Regions from separate parts of the Homo sapiens genome. Here all the other regions are linked to region 2. The links are chromatin contacts, found by Hi-C or POLR2A ChIA-PET in ENCODE. All regions are on one chromosome and are shown on one strand. The core of a region is the stretch at or near the end of the contact, and the rest is flanking DNA. Distances in the headings are between cores, read along the strand shown.

Region 1 (2,700 bases), core at 6-2,505, 950 kb after region 2:
TAAATGAAGAAAGAGTAAAGATTGTGATCTCAGTAGCACCCCATCCCAACATCTAGAAACCTGAAAGATTAAAAACTGCCAGAGTGAACGCACCGAATCTATGAGCAGGGGCAAAGGAAGAGAACGCAGGAGCTCTACCCTGAAGTCTGATGGCCTAAGCACCAAATACTGGCCTAATTTTATATCTAACTGATGGGTGTCCAGGAGCTGCCCTGATGTGATGGTGCCTCCATTTCCGGAGAAGTGGAGATTAGAGAAAATACTTCCCATGCGACAGAGGTACATGACCATTGACCTGACAACAGAAAGGTGGCTTAGACCCCTTGTTTGTACTCAGTGGTACCTGGACCAGCAGCATCAGCATCACCTGTGAGCTTGTTAGAAATGCAGAATCTGGCTGGGTGCGGTGGCTCACGCCTGTAATCCCAACACTTTGTGAGGCTGAGGCAGGCAGATCACTTGAGGTCAGGAGTTCAAGACCAGCCTGGCCAACATGGTGAAACCCCATCACTACTAAAAATACAAAAATCAGCCAGGCATGGTGGTGCATGCCTGTAATTCCATCTACTTGGGAGGCTGAGGCAGGAGAATTGCTCGAACCCAGGGAGGCAGAGGTAGCAGTGAGCCGAGATTGCGCCACTGTATTCCAGCCTGGGTGACAGAGCGAGACTCTATCTCAAAAAGAAAAAAAAAAGAAAAAAGAAAAAAAAAGAAATGCAGGATCTTGGCCCCACCCAAGGAGTCAGTATATGCATATTTACAAGATCCCCAGGTCCTTCTGTGCACATTAAAATTTGAGAAGCATTGTTTAGCTAGCATAGCAGCAAAAGAAAGTATAATTGACTACCTGTAATCTAAGTTTCAAGAATAAAATAACCTCCTCTACTCTATTACCCACTCCACTCTCTTTGATCTTTAAGCTTTACTTTAAACTTTACATGGTCTAAAATTTAGCCTAAATTTTAAATGGGCTTAGTGAATATCTCATTAAATAGTCCTTTTTATCAAAAGGTATCTCAAAGTTAAGAAAAATAGACATATAGCCATGTAAATATTCTGGGACTTTTACCATTTTAAAGGGTTACATAAATTATAAAGTGAGGTATTTTTCATGCTATTTACTGCTGGGGTCTGAGTAGGAACATGACCAGTATTTCTTCAGTTGGGAGTCAAAAACCTCAGGTATACCAGGTGAAGGAGGAAAATTGAATTCAGAAGAGAAATGTGTTCCTGGTGAAAAGGGGAACTTCTTGTAAGGGAATGTTATGATCAAAAGGCTGTAAAGGTCACATGGCCCAACCCTGGCCCCAAAGCTAAATCCCTTTACAGCACGTCTGCAGTATCTACTCTCTTACTCCTGGAGATGTGGCACTTACCACCTTCAAAGGCAACCCATTCCACCTTCACACAGCTCTAATAATTAGGAAGTTTTTCCTAAAATTTGTCTCCCTGTAGTTTCAATAGCCCTACAATCAATAACTCCACAATTATTGTCTCTACTATTAATTCATCCCCATTATCAATTTTCCATTGCATTTCTTTTTTTTTTTTTTTTTTGAGACAGGGTGTCACTCTGTTGATCCCCAGGCTGGAATGCAGTGGCTCAGTCACAGCTCACTGCAGCCTCAACCTCCAAGGCTCAGGTGATCCTCCCACCTCAGCCTCCCAAGTAGCTAGGACAACAGGTACACACCACCATGCCCAGCTAATTTTTGTATTTTTTGTAGAGACAGGGTTTTGCCATGTTGTCCAGACAGGTCTCAAACTTCAAAGCAGAAATCCTTCTGCTCCAGCCTCCCAAAGTGCTGGGATTACAGGCATAAGCCACTATGCCCAGCCAGTTGTTTTTTTTTTTTTTTTTTTTTTTTTTTGAGATGGAGTCTTGATCTGTCACTCAGGCTGGAGTGCAGTGGTGCCATCTCGGCTCACTGCAAGCTCCGCCTCCCAGGTTCACGCCATTCTCCTGCCTCAGCCTCCCGAGTAGCTGGGACTACAGGCGCCCGCCACCTCGCCCGACTAATTTTTTGTATTTTTAGTAGAGACAGGGTTTCACCGTGTTAGCCAGGATGGTCTCAAACTCCTGACCTCGTGATCCGCCCGCCTCGGCCTCCCAAAGGGCTGGGATTACAGGCGTGAGCCACCGCTCCCGGCCATGCCCAGCCAATTTCTTATTGGGATTCTTTTTTTTAACAGAGAAAGTCAAAGAAACAAGTTTCATGTACTTATTTCTCATGGGACTGGGCAGCTGGTGTAGTAACGTATATGAAAATATTAGCTTTTGCTTTTATTTTGAGGTACCTTAGGAAAACCTCATGTATGCAAGAGGAGTATTTTTTAAAAAGATGGGTTATCACAAGTTATAGGGAATGTACCTAAGGACACAATTATCCCAGAAATGTAGTGTAGGGAGAGTACTGTCTTTAGATACTGTTCTAGCCCTAAGCTTCCTGGGAGTCAAAGCAGGTATGAAATGTGGCAAGAAGGTCATACTTCAAAAATATTTAAGATTTTCTGGCCTAGGTGAATCACAGATTTTTAGCCTTGGGAAGTGTCTTAGATCAAGTCTAAATCTGCCACTTACAGAAAAGGAAACTGGAACTCAAAGAGGCAAAATGACTTGCTCAGTACTAGGCATCTGGTTAGCAGCAGAGCCGGGTAATGCAGTGTCCCTAACCCTGGTCAATGCTCTTTTTTCTACAC
Region 2 (2,729 bases), core at 193-2,692:
TCTTTCATTCAGTGTAATTAGTTGTTATCATACATGCAAAATCCTATAACTATAAAGCATTTCAGAAATAAAGTATTGTTAAACAGCTCCAAATTTATTAAAGTATAAAAAATGTATTGAGTATATACCATGTGGCACCGTGCAAAGTAACAGAGATGCCTAAACTAAAAGGTTATCCTTTGTCCTTATTAAAGTATGACTGAAAGCTCGCTGGAGAATATAGTTTCTACATAGAGTCAAAACAGTCCTTCGGGCTCACAAATTTAATGATTTATATGGTATAACTGGCTTTAGATACAAATTTACATGCCAGACAAGCAATGTAGAAAAATCAAGAACTAGGAAACAGGAAAACAGATCTACATTTCTGCTTTGCTGCAATTCATTCATTTTTTTCAACCATTCATCAAATATTTATTGAGAGCCCATGCTGTGAGAGAAACTGTATTAGGTGCTGGGGAACATGGTAGCAAATAAGAGAGACCATGTATGTGAGCATGAGCAGGTGGCTTAACCTCTCCACATCTCTAACCTCTTTTAGACTCAATGTCTGAGGTATCTTTCAGACCTGAAATGCTAAGGTTTGCAACAGCCTTGTGGAGGGAGAAGCTGCCAAGTCGCCTTGGGACTTGAGGACTTACCTTCCTTTCAAAGGATTAGCCCTTGTTTTGATTTCAAAATAATTTTGTTACACAGTTTAAAAATAATTTGGTCAGGCTCTCATCTACATTGGGGTAATCTTGACGGTCTGGATGTGGTAATTCATGCTCATTAGACTTCAAAGGTAGGAAGTCAAAGTTGGGAAATGGTGGATGACTTTCATCAATTCATAGCCAGGCAGCGGTTCCCATTGAGCAGCTCCTCTGTGGTTCCACCCAGCCTTCCAACCAATAACGCAGCGTCTCCTGCAGGAAACTCATCGCTTGGGTCACCTGTTGCTCTTTGCTCTAATGAGCCTTGAGAAAGGATTGCTGGTCATGGGACCAGAGGCTTTATGGGGAGGGAAGAACTGTTCTTGACTTTCAGTTTTTCGAGCGGGTTTCAAGGTAACAACTTTCTTATTATCTAGCTTCATAATTGCAGTAAGGAATAGCTTTTTTTGCTTGCAGCTGAGATGACTTTTTCAAGGGAGAAAAAGGGATTTCTATAACGAAGAGAGGGAGAGAGAGATGAAGAGGGAGGGAGTAAGGGAGAGAGGGAAGAAGGGAGAAAGAGAGAGAGATTTGAATATACATTGCTTCAAGGATGCAAAAAATTACAACCTGGAAAAGGCTTCGAGTAACTTTAGGAAAATGAGCTGCTGGACTCCTCAGTCAATCTGTCCTTTCTAGTCAATGAAAAAGACAGGGTTTGAGGTTCCTTCCGAAACGGGGCCGGCTAATTTAGCCCCTCCCACGAGCCCAAGGGTCTGTTATATCTCTGTTTCCTTGAGGACCTCTCTCACGGAGACGGACCACAGCAAGCAGAGGCTGGGGGGGGGAAAGACGAGGAAAGAGGAGGAAAACAAAAGCTGCTACTTATGGAAGATACAAAGGGTAAGACCAAAATTGATTTGATCTGAATCCTTAAGAAAAAAAAAATAGAAGGAAAAATAAAAGCCCAGACCAAAAAGCAAGTACTTGAAAGCTGGAGGCAAAAAGCCCTGAATGAACTTTCCCACCCTCTTCCTTCTGAGAGGAGGCAGAGAAAGAGCTTTGGGAAACTTTTTAGGAAGCAGAGTCCAGGGTTGCAGTCAAGGGTGGCTCTAGAGCAAGCTGGAGGGGCTCATGAATATTCATTATCAATTTGTATTCAGAGTTGGTTTTTTTAGAGGCAAATGACTTTTTCAGTCCCCTTGCAGTTTAAGAGGCAGCTGCCTCATCTGCAGTCCGGACTCATCTAGCCTCGGGTCTGTACCTCAGGGTGTTTGCTTGAAGATGCTGGGCTCTGCGTGTAGATTTGTTTTGTTCTCGAATTTCTTGCATGCTTTCCTGTTGTGAAATTAGCAAAGGCTTCTTTGCTGGGAACAAGACAGAGAAGTTAATGTGGCACAAGGCTGTCACAACAGGACCCCAGAGTATGTCTTTCAAAATGCTGAAAGTTTCTTGAGATATGTGGGGGAGTTTTATGTGGGGGACAGAGTGGGGGACGGGGACGGGTAGAGGGAGGAAATAGAATAATTCTATCTTAAAAGGGCAGGTCACATCTGACTACATTTAGATTTTGTCTAAAAACTACAAGAGCAGCCTGGTTTGCACAGATGGTGTGCAGTCTCTATCTTTTACCTCTTTTGGGCATTTTCTGCCAAGACGGAGAGCCAGCTGCTTGCCAGCGTGTGAGAGCCAGGAAGAATCTCTGCAGCAGTGAGGGAGTATAGGGTTGTAAACCTCCTTCTCCTCCTTCTTTATCATCTCTAACTTCTAACATTCCCACATGCTTATACCGTATAGAACATGGAAGAATAGCATGAGTAGCCAACATATTTCTTAATACTTACAATAATGATAGCTGTTAATGTTGACTAAGTCTTTATTCTGTGTTGGGAGCTATACCTAGCATATTACATGTGCTACTTACTTGTCACATGAACCTTACAAGTGCTATCATTGACATTCCCATTTTCCAGATGGCATAATTGAGGTACTGAGAGGATAACTTGCCTTGAGATCTCATAGTTAGTAAGGGCTGAGTGTGGATGGAGGTGGTCTGAGGCAGGGCTGGTGGGCTTTTCCACTCCCCAATACTGTTTC
Region 3 (2,700 bases), core at 116-2,615, 550 kb after region 2:
TCAAGACCAGCCTGACCAACATGGTGAAACCCCATCTCTACTAAAAATACAAAAATTAGCCAGGCGTGGTGGCGTGCGCCTGTAATCCCAGCTATTCAGGAGGCTGAGGTAGCAGGATCGCTTGAACCCAGGAGGTGGAGGTTGCAGTGAGCTGAGATTGTGTCACTGCACTCTAGCCTGGGCAATAAGAGCGAAACTCCATCTCCAAAAAAAAAAAAAAGGACAAAGGGTGAGCAGAGCTCAGATTGGTTATTGGAGAAGACAATACAGAGGAAGGCTCCTTGGTGGTTAAGAGTAGTCTTTTAAAATCAGACAGATCTGAGTCCAAATCCTAGCTCAATCATTTCTCAGTTGTGAAAATTCAGTAGCTCTGTGACCTTGGGCAAATTGTTTAGCCAAATGAGAAAGGTAGGACCACCTGACAGTGGTATTGTGAGGATCCTGTCAGCTAAGGCTGGTAGGTGCTTGCCTTGGCCGTGTAGTAGCTGCTCAGGAAATGAGATCTATAGAGTGTATTGGTGAAAGACAAATTTAATTTTGCACATAAAGTTATGAAAATGTCTCCTTATGGCAGTGGTTATCATCTAAAAGTCATACCATCCCACTGAAGAAGACCTATTTTAGGGTTTATAACAGACTACTCTCTGGACAACCTTAATCCACTTAAAAAACTAATATATGCATACAGCATTTGGAATCCAAAGAACTGAATTCAAGATATGGCTTGGCCCCTTATTCTGTGATCTTGAATAACTGAGCCTTGGTTCTCTTGCTTATAAAATGTACCTATGTAAGTGAACAGGTGGTAATACCCACCATGAAATACTATGGAGCAGTTAGAAGCAACAGAGCAATTAGAATACGGATCTGGAAAACATAGTTCCAAGTGAAATAAAAAGGTGATTGGCAAAATGAGAAATGTAACAATGCCATTTATGTAAAGTCAAAACAACCACAAGCAGAATATAACACCCATGCAAATAACAGACATCCAGTACAGTGTAATGATTGTCTACAAAAGGAGGAGAATGCAAGTGAGTTGGGAGGTTTAAAGGGGATCAATAAATAAAGACCACAGAAGGGCCTCAGTACATTTAGAAATAAATAACATGCAAACAATGATGCTTCCCTACCTTCCTCACGAGGTTACTCTGAGGAGCTAATGAGATTGTGCGTATGAAAACAAAAGTTAATTGACTGTCTTCATTATGATCTCCATATTGGACAAATGAACTGAACAGAGATAAAAATTCCCCATCACACTTTGGCAGGAAGCTGTTGCCAGGGCAGCACCTGTGAAGCCCTGGCCTGGCTTCAGAGTCTGCTGGTGAGATGACATCAAAACCCTTCGTGTAGGAGGGTGGCAGTCTCCCTCCCTTCTGGAGACACCACCAGATGGGCCAGCCAGAGGCAGCAGCAGCCTCTTCCCATGGATCCACCACGAGCGTCCCACTTGAGCCCTCGGAAGAAGAGACCCCGGCAGACGGGTGCCTTGATGGCCTCCTCTCCTCAAGACATCAAATTTCAAGATTTGGTCGTCTTCATTTTGGAGAAGAAAATGGGAACCACCCGCAGAGCGTTCCTCATGGAGCTGGCCCGCAGGAAAGGGTTCAGGGTTGAAAATGAGCTCAGGTAGGACAGCATCGATCTTGCTTTGTAAATAAGCAGAGGCTTTGTGAACAGCTTCTTGGGAACCCAAGGAACCTGTGTTTTCTTCCACATGTGGAAGAGGTGATCTTCCCACTGGGAGAACAGCAGATTTGAAATCAAAGAACAACTAGTTAAGGAAAACGAGATAAGTGGGGACTGAATACAATTATATTGAAACTAGTTGACACCAAAAGATGAGATAAATTTTTTGTTTTTTGCTTTTCACTCCTATGAGATGTGTTATTTAGGGATGATAAGCAGAACACTAATTGGAAAATTTAATGCTGAACCACTCAATTCTATTCTTGACCAATTTGAACAAAGTATCACTGGGTTCAACAAAAAAGTTTTGGCTACTTTGATGCAGAAAGATGATTTGGTTGCTTGGTTCTTACCTATACATCTGGGCGTGCTAAGGCAGCTAGCATCTGTGGTGGGCGAGGATGACTAGCCAGCTTACCACAGGCACCCAGATGTGGCCTTGACCACATTTTTCCAAAGAGTGGTCCTAGTGGGGTTCTTAGAAAGAGAGATGCTAGGTAAAGATGTATTCACTGTTAAGACAGCTCTGTCCAGGGATGACAGACATCACACTGAGTGAGATGTAATCAGAGCCCAGGCAAGGAGGCGATAGAAGCATTTGGACCACCTAGATTGGTTCACTCACTAATCCACTCACCTTGAACAGCAATTATTCTTGTTGTTTTTCTAACTTCTGTGTAAGCTCTTCACTGATCTCAAATAGATGAAGAGAAAACAAGCAAAATCCAGAAACAAATGGTATTAGAACCTTGACATAAGTGATGGTTCTGGATTAAACTGTTAAGGGGCTTGCAATGAAGGAGTAATGATTTATGCAGTTGACCGCTTTGACTGTGCAAGAAATAAATTGACCACAAATTTTCAGGCAAAACTATAAAAATTTTATGTGAAAGGACATTTTGATTGTATAAATAGTCTTTGATATTTGAAAATAAAACTGACAAGCATGTCATGCAGAAGAAATGTCAGCTTCCAAGTGTTGAGGAGACATATTTCAAAAGTCAATTT
Region 4 (2,700 bases), core at 104-2,603, 520 kb after region 2:
TACCTTTTACCAAGCACCTCCTAGGCATAAGACCTGTATTCTACTGTGAAGGGTTGTCCCTCTGCCAATCCAGACTTTCTCTTAAATATTGTCTCAAAAGCTTCAATTCTCTGGCTCATTGTTATCTGTGATTACTTGTCTGCTACATGTGTCACATCACCCCCTGAACATTTGGCTAAGTTCTAATATGTAGTCAGAATAGAAAACACTCCCTGAACAGAGGGGAACATCACACACCGGGGCCTGTCAAGGTGGGGGACTAGGGGAGGGAGAGAATTAGGAGAAATACCTAATGTAGATGACAGGTCGATGGGTGCAGCAAACCACCATGGGATGTGTATACCTATGTAACAAACCTGCACCTTCTGCACATGTACCCCAGAACTTAAAAGTATAATAAAAAAAAAAAACTGTTAAAAAATGTGAAAAAAAAACTGCACTCCCAGAACTTTAAAAGTTCCAGTCTCTGAAAGCCATGATGCCATTACAATGAGACAAAAAGAAGACCTTCAAAAGCAAAATTTGGGGAAGTTGTCTTTTCCATAGCTCCTTGACTCACGCCCATGGGGCCGCTTCTGGTTTATTCTTTTTGAGAGGCTTGTTATGGATATTGTTACATTGACATGAGGGCATTGGAAAGACAGATCTAATCCCCCCAAACACACTTGTCATATACACCCACAAAATAAATGAGACAATAAAACAATGAATAACAAATGATTACAGCTATCCTTAAAATTAAATAGTAACCTGCAATAAAATGGGTGAGGACTCAGTTTAGAGAAACCCTTCCTTAGAAAAGTTGGTTGCATTCAGATTCTAAAAGTTGACCTTCAGTAGAATCTAAGCCCTTGGCATTTGTTTTATTATCTTTCCAGAGCTTTACACTTTATTGTAAGAGGCAGCTAAAGCAAGTCTCTCTTGTTCCTACACATTTCTTTAAGAACTCAGTTCACTTCCCTATAGCAAGTGCCACCCAATGCTTTCCCTAAAAGCTCAGTCCACTTCCCTATAGTAAGTGCCACCCACTGGAAACTAGCAAAGCATTCCAGGATTTCAGTATTTCTGAGATGCCATAAGAGCACTGGGGGGAAAAAAAGGAGATGAAGAAGGGTATTGGGTGGGGAAAATCTTACCTCAACTTCTGACTGGCGGGGACGGTTATTTTATTAAGCTTGTCCATTCTGTTTGGTAATTGTAAGAGACACGAATAACTGTCCAGTGGTCACGTCAGCAGTTCCTGGCCCTCCTAGGGAGCAGCATGGTAAGCCTCTGGTCTCAAGGGTTCCGGCCACTCAAGTCTGATTTCTGAGAGTGCAGGCTGCTGGCAAACACCCCTGCTCTAGGGAGAAGTAAAACTTGCCCGAGCACATAGTCAAGTTTCATGTTTCTACATAATCATGTGATCTGGATAGCCAGCCAGCTTGGTGATTACTCCACTTTGTGTAAACTTTAATAATGAAACCTATTGGGCAGGCAAATTTCTTTCCAGCTGCTTTCTTTTACAATCAGATTTGTAACCAGGTTAGGACAAGTTTCTGGCTGGTCACTACTTCCTGTTTGTCCCAAACACATATAGTCTGTTTCCAGCAGGTGCATGCTATAACTGGGAACTTCCTGGGCTCAAGGAAAAGCAGAGTAATCAAGTCCATCTGAACCTCTCTTGGAGACTTTCTGCTTATTTGCATAAAGTTATGGATAAGCTTTTTCTACTTATAGAACCATTATATAAAAATGGCATTTTTGTGCTTTTTCCTACCCCCCGATGCGGGCAATACGTTTAAAAATAAATATCAGGTTGTCAGTGGCATGGTGGTAACAGTTTACTCAGAGAATTAGAGTATCTCTTTTTCTGGAGCTCTATTTAAAATGGGATGGGCAATTCTCTGTTCATCTGGGGGTAGGGATGGATGACTCAGGAAAGGGGAGATGAACTCTATCGTCAGATGTGCAGCCTCCTTATTGCCTGATAGAGTCAGGAGTTACCTCGCCGATAGCCAGATGCTTTCAAACAAACCAGGATGTACCCAAAAGTCAGATGAGAACAAATCTAACAGTTTCACAACAATGCAATTCCTACATCAGGCCATTCTGAAGTCCTAAAAGCAGAATGCCATTCCCCTCCTTGCATTTGCCTCTTTCTGTCCTGTCCACCACTTGCTCATCACACCCAGTGACACGCCAGACACGAGGCCATCTCAAGGTCAGACAGGTGGGGTGAGGCTGGGAGGAGGGAGCCATACCTGTAGGGGCTGAACCTATTCAGAGAACTCTACTTCCCTCCTGGAAGACTTTATATTTCCTTCTGCCTAATCTGAAAAATGCTGATTTACCTGTTGTTTAAAGAGCAGCCCGCAGTCCAGGGTCAAGGAGGAAGAAAATGGGAGGGAAGTGACCTTTTGTACCTGGACACACTTTTCTGCAGCCATTGAGAATGCCCTGCTCACCCTTGTGGAATAAAGTACACGTTTCCAACATTTATCAAGGGAACCAGTCTTCTCCTGGGTCAGAATACACAGCAGGACAAAGTAAAGAGCTCTCAGTTACCTCTCCTGTTGCAGACCCAAGATCTGGCTGAAGACAGTGGGGAAAGAGGAGAAGACAGAAGAGGAGAAGGAGGTGGAGGAAGAGGAGGAGGAGGAGGAGGAAGAAGCGGAGGAGGAGGAGGAAGAAGAAGCGGAGGAGGAGGAGACAGAGGAG

The links. Hi-C counts contacts between places; a loop is a spot of excess contacts on that map. ChIA-PET counts read pairs that join two places held with the same protein, here RNA polymerase II (POLR2A). Pooled maps may share reads with other maps.
Region 1: a loop to region 2 is called in a pooled map, with 4 times the contacts of the local background. The contact joins the enhancer-like site here to the promoter of ENTPD1 in region 2. A Hi-C loop is called at or near these places in 1 of 37 single-sample maps with no recorded cell type and 3 of 50 pooled maps. POLR2A ChIA-PET finds 5 or more read pairs at or near these places in 1 of 52 experiments (GM12878).
Region 3: POLR2A ChIA-PET joins it to region 2 with 16 read pairs in activated B cell. The contact joins the promoter of DNTT here to the promoter of ENTPD1 in region 2. A Hi-C loop is called at or near these places in 1 of 37 single-sample maps with no recorded cell type. POLR2A ChIA-PET finds 5 or more read pairs at or near these places in 2 of 52 experiments (WTC11 and activated B cell).
Region 4: a map of B cell shows a loop between it and region 2 (5-fold over the local background). The contact joins the promoter of BLNK here to the promoter of ENTPD1 in region 2. A Hi-C loop is called at or near these places in 2 of 168 maps with a recorded cell type or tissue (B cell and OCI-LY7), 19 of 37 single-sample maps with no recorded cell type and 6 of 50 pooled maps. POLR2A ChIA-PET finds 5 or more read pairs at or near these places in 1 of 52 experiments (GM12878).

What each region holds. Positions count from the first base shown.
Region 1 is chr10:96,704,041-96,706,740 of GRCh38, forward strand. All of the region lies in intron 2 of PIK3AP1 (phosphoinositide-3-kinase adaptor protein 1), which reads right to left. Among named protein-coding and RNA genes, the nearest start is that of PIK3AP1, 15 kb to the right of the region's middle. Within about 2 kb of position 1,256, at least 3 of the 41 ENCODE cell types and tissues checked have a DNase peak (open chromatin) inside an H3K27ac peak, as active enhancers do.
Region 2 is chr10:95,754,721-95,757,449 of GRCh38, forward strand. ENTPD1 (ectonucleoside triphosphate diphosphohydrolase 1) reads left to right here and starts at 1,443. Exons shown (of 10, transcript NM_001776.6): 1 at 1,443-1,535. The coding sequence starts at 1,520. It overlaps ENTPD1-AS1 (ENTPD1 antisense RNA 1), which reads right to left. Exons shown (of 6, transcript NR_038444.1): 6 at 1-1,994. RefSeq lists an enhancer at 1,004-1,303 and a silencer at 2,634-2,693.
Region 3 is chr10:96,303,069-96,305,768 of GRCh38, forward strand. It overlaps DNTT (DNA nucleotidylexotransferase), which reads left to right and starts at 1,366. Exons shown (of 11, transcript NM_004088.4): 1 at 1,366-1,632. The coding sequence starts at 1,430.
Region 4 is chr10:96,270,216-96,272,915 of GRCh38, forward strand. It overlaps BLNK (B cell linker), which reads right to left and starts at 1,354. Exons shown (of 17, transcript NM_013314.4): 1 at 1,137-1,354. The coding sequence starts at 1,183. RefSeq lists enhancers at 100-219, 250-299, 2,409-2,508.